Regions from separate parts of the Homo sapiens genome. Here region 2 is linked to region 1. A link is an interaction called in ENCODE POLR2A ChIA-PET data of the cell type or tissue named here. Cell type or tissue: HCT116. All regions are shown on one strand. Region 1 has its middle 9.3 kb from the start of ACTR5. Region 2 overlaps ARHGAP40 (Rho GTPase activating protein 40).

The links. ChIA-PET counts read pairs that join two places held together with the same protein. Peaks named below come from ENCODE experiments on the same cell type or tissue, not always from the same donor. Only the 100,000 strongest peaks of a DNase experiment are listed, where the experiment ranks them.
Region 2: POLR2A ChIA-PET joins it to region 1 with 7 read pairs; 6 of 35 experiments call an interaction of 5 or more read pairs at or near these places.

What each region holds. Positions count from the first base shown.
Region 1 is chr20:38,737,888-38,740,387 of GRCh38, forward strand. No RefSeq gene overlaps it. Among named protein-coding and RNA genes, the nearest start is that of ACTR5, 9.3 kb to the right of the region's middle. In HCT116, no CTCF peak of the experiment used is centred here; no DNase peak of the experiment used is centred here.
Region 2 is chr20:38,629,769-38,632,268 of GRCh38, forward strand. The region is part of intron 5 of ARHGAP40 (Rho GTPase activating protein 40); the gene reads left to right. Among named protein-coding and RNA genes, the nearest start is that of ARHGAP40, 29 kb to the left of the region's middle. In HCT116, no CTCF peak of the experiment used is centred here; a DNase peak (open chromatin) is centred at 1,173.

The DNA of each region.
Region 1 (2,500 bases):
GATAGTGTCTCACTCTGTTGCCCCCGGTGGAATGCAGTAGTGTGATCATAGCTCATTGCAGCCTCAAATTCCTGGACTCAAGTGATCCTCCTGCCTCAGTCTCCTGAGTGGCTAGGACTGCAGGTGTGCACTGCCATGTCTGGCTACTTTTTTTATTTTTATTTTTGTGGAAATGGGGTCTCACTATGTTGCCCAGGCTGGTCTTAAACTCCTGGCCTCAGGCTATCCTTGCACCTCAACCTCCCAAAGTATGGGATTACAGGCATGAGCCACCATGCCCAACCAAGGAGAGTTTAACATACTTTCTCTGATATTCAAATTAACTTGCCTTTTTTTCCTTTTGTTTGCTTTTGTTTAATATGCCTTTGCCCATACTTCAATTTTTTATTTTTTATTTTTATTTATTTTTTTTATTTTTGAGATGTAGTCTTGCCCTGTCACCCAGGCTGGAGTGCAGTGTTACAATCTCAGCTCACTGCAGCCTCCACCTCCCAGATTCAAGCTATTCTCCTGCCTCAGCCTCCCAAGTAGCTGGGATTACAGGCATGTGCCAAAACACCCAGCTAATTTTTGTACTTTAAAAGAGACGGGGTTTCACCATGTTGGCCAGGCTGATCTTGAACTCCTGACCTCAGGTGATCCTCCAATCTTGGATTCCCAAAGTGCTGGGATTACAGCCACTGCACCTGGCCATACTTCAATATTTTAAGTTTTATTTTTTGTATTACATATACACATAATTTAAAGAATCAATGAATTCTACAAGTTAACTAAAATAGCACTCTGTAGCCCCTTCCTCCAATTTCTCCTTCCCCAGAGGCAACTACTTTCAATTCTTACACTTGATCCCGTTTTATTTTTTTTTGAGACTGAGTTTCACTCTTGTTGCCCAGGCTGGAGTCCAATGGCGAGATCTCGACTCATCACAACCTCCACCTCCTGGGTTCAAGCGATTCTCCTGCCTCGGCCTCCTGAGTAGCTGGGATTACAGGCATGTGCCACCACGCCCGGCTAATTTTGTATTTTTAGTAGAGATGGGATTCTCCATGTTGGTCAGGCTGCTCTCAAACTCCTGGCCTCAGGTGATCCACCCGCCTTGGCCTCCCAAAGCGCTGGGATTACAGATGTGAGCCACCGCACCTGGCACTTGATCCTTTTAATATTTATCTCCACATCTCCAAATAACATGCTTATATTGGGCCAGGTGTGGTGGCTCACACCTGTGATCTCAGCACTTTGGGAGGCCAAGGCAAGCAGATCACTTGAGGTCAGGAGTTCAGGACCAGCCTGGCCAACATGGCGAAACCCTGTTTCTACTAACAGTACAAAAAATTAGCTTGGCATGGCGACAGGCACCTGTAGTCCCAGCTACTCAAGAGGCTGAAGCATAAGAATTGCTTCAACCTGGGAGGTGGAGGTTGCCGTGAGCTGAGATCTCACCACTGTACTCCAACCTTGGCGACAGAACAAGACTCTGTCCTCCCCCACCCCCTGCCCCCACAAAAAATGCTTTTATTGCAATTTCTTTATTTTTCATTTTGGACCTTAATTATTGACTCCCACTCAGGAAGGTGAGGTTTTAGTCCATTTCCTAATTCTTCTCCAGTCTACATCCCCGCCCCTTCAGTTTCCCAGTATAGTTACATGATCATTTTAGTTAGCTTAGTACTCAAGATTTACATTGTATGATATGTGTACTAATTAGAGCTGGGGCATGTGATAAACTATGATTACAATTCCTTTCCTGTACAACTTTTTATTGTATAAGAAGTTGCCTTTTTGTTTGTTTCAAATTCCTTTTTTTTTTTTTTTTGGAGACAGAATCTCACTTTGTCTCCCAGGGTTGGAGTGGTGTGGTGTGATCATAGCTCACTATAGCCTCAACCTCCTGGGCTCAAGCGATCCTCCCACCCCAGCTTCCTGTGTAGCTGGGACCATAGGCATGCATGCACCACCATGCCCAGCTAATTTTTTGATTTTTTTTTTTTTTTTTTTTGAGACAAGCTGTTGCCCAGGCTGGAGTGCAGTGGTGAGATCACAGCTCACTACAGTCTTGACGTCCCAGGCTCAAGTGACCCTCCCAGCTCAGCCTCTTGAGTAGGTGGGACCACAGGCACACACCACCATGCTTAGATGATTTTTTTTTCCATAGATGAGGTCTTGCTATGTTGCCCAGCCTAGTCTCAAGCTCCTGGGCTCAAGCAATCCTCCTGCCTTGGCCTCCCAAAGTGCTGGGATTACAGGCGTGAACCACTGCACCTGGCCAACTGTTTTGATTTCTTGTAGAGACAGGGTCTTGCCATGTTGCCCTGGCTGGCGTCAAACTCCTGGGCTCAAGTGATCCTTGGCCTCCAGGTGTGAGCCACTGCTCCCAGCCTCAAATACTTTTTAATAACTGAACCCCAAACTCTCCTCCAATTGTCTAAACACCCCTCAATTGTTTCATTCACACAAAATATGGTATCAGTTTCCCTTTCCTGAAGAAGTCTCTCCCAAAGCA
Region 2 (2,500 bases), 110 kb before region 1:
ATTCATTTAATTCGTACCACAAATATTTACTGAGTGACCGCTGGGTATCAAGACTGGGGAGCAGGATGCTTACAGTCTAACAGTCCTGTCAGTATTGTCTCCATGCTCTTTGTTTTTATCCTTAGAAAGCCCTCCCTCCTCCAGCAAGCTCATAACTGTCCATCAACATGTTTTTCTAGTTACTTTTAAAATTAATTTTAGTGCCTGGAGTGACAGAGAGAGACCCAATATTTTAGTTCTGTTCTTTCCTCCCTCTCTCCCTCCCTCCCTTCCCTCCTCCTCCTCCTTCTTTTTTCTTTCTTTCTTTCTTTCTTTTTCTTTCTTTCTTTCTTTGTTTTTCTTTTCTTTCTCTTTCTTTCCTTTCTTTCTCCTCCCTCCTTCCCTCCCTCCCTCCCTTCCTTCCTTCCTTCTTTCCTTCCTTCCTTTTCTTCTTCCTTTCTTTCCTTCTTTCCTTCTTTTTTTTTTCTTTGAGACAAGGTCTCACTCTGTCACCCAGGCGGGAGTGCAGTGGTACCATCCCAGCTCACTGCAGCCTCAACCTCCCAGGCTCAAGCTATCCTTACACCTCAGTCTCTCAAGTAGCTAGGACTACAGTTGCATGCCACCATGCCCAGCTAATTTTTAAAATTTTTTTTAGAGTTAGGTTCTTCCTACATTGCCCAGGCTGGTCTCAAACTCCTGGGCTCAAGCAATCCTCCAGCCTCAGCCTCCCAAAGTGCTGGGATTACAGGTGTGAGCCACTGCACCTGGCCGTTCTTTTTTCCCAAAATATTCAGTTATCCCAGCATAGTTCCTTCCAAATAGGATGTAATCATTGATAGTTAGGTTTTTAAAGATTGAACTATAACTCGCTGTTAAGTGCACAGATATTTACCAGGTACAGCTTGGTGTGTATGCCCGTGTAAATACCAACAAATGAGTACAGAAACTTCCTCCCTTGCTTGATGGCTTGTAATATGGAAAAAGAAAGAAAGAAAGAAACTTCCTACCCCACCACCCCCTCAGTGCCCGCATGCCCTTCCCAGGTAATTCCTTTCCCTGCAGAATAACCACTATTCTGACTTCTCTCATGGAGTAAATATAGTCTTTCACAGTCCCTCTATTACTAAAGGAAGTGTTTCTTCTTTGACCACGTGATGATGCAGTCGATGCAATCTTAGGTAACATTTTACTGAGGGCTGCCCTGGCCCAGGGCATTGTTCCCAAGGCTTCCAGTGCCCTCATTGCTCCCTGACTATATGATAGAAAGAAAGAGAAGTAGGATCGGGCACAGTGGCTCACGCCTGTAATCCCAGCAATTTGGGAGGCCAAGGCGAGAGGATTGCTTGAGTCTAGGAGTTTGAAACCAGCCTGGGCAACATAACAATACCCCATCTCTACAAAAAATTTTTGAAATAGCCAGGTGTGATGGTGCAGGCCTGTAGTCTTAGCCACTTGGGAGGCTGAGGCAGGAGGATCACTTGTACCTGGAGGTTGAAGCTGCAGTGAGCTATGATTGCACCACTGCTCTCCAGCCTGGGCCACAGAGCAAGACCTAAAAAAAAAAAAAAAAAAAAAGAGAAGTGGCATATGTTAGTCTGTTTTTACACTGCTGATAAAGGCATGAAAGAGGTTTAATGGACTTACAGTTCCACATGGCTGGGGAGGCCTCACAATCATGGTGGAAGGTGAAAGGCACGTCTCATGTGGCAGCAGACAAGAGAAGAGAGCTTGTGCAGGGAATCTCCCCTTTTTAAAACCATCAGATCTCGTGAGACTTATTCACTATCACAAGAACAGCCTGGGAAAGACCTGCCCCCGTGATTCAATTACCTCCCACAGGGCCCCTCCCACAACACATGGAAATTCAAGATGAGATTTGGCGGGGGACATAGCCAAACCATATCATGGTGCTCAGAGAGGAGAAGTGACAGAATTGGCTCCCACAAAGGCCAGGACAGGAACACCTGGCAGCCTGACCCTGGAGCCTTCCCAACTGACCACCACTCTCTACTGCTTAGGAAACCAACCCCACCCCCTGCAGTAGCCTCTATTCCAATGTGAGAGTACTTTCACTCATTCAAATGGAATTTTCTTAGGTCCACAGCAAGTTGCAAAAACAGAACTCCCACGTACTCTGCACCTAGTTTCTCTTAGTGATAATATTTTCCATTAATCATAGTACATCAAATAACATTTATATTTATTTATTTATTTATTTAATTTTTTCTTTTTTGAAACAGTCTCACTCTGTTGCCCAGGCTGGAGTGCAGTGGCAAAACCTCGGCTCACTACAACCTCCACCCCCGACGTTCAAGTGATTGTTGTGCCTCTGCCTCCCAAGTAGCTGGGACTACAGGCATGTGCTACCACACCCAGCTAATTTTTGTATTTTTAGTAGAGACAGGGTTTCTCCATGTTGGCCAGGCTGGTCTCGAACTCCTGACCTCAGGTGATCTGCCCGCCTCAGCCTCCCAAAGTGTTAGGATTACAGGTATGAGCCACTGCACCCGGCCTAAAT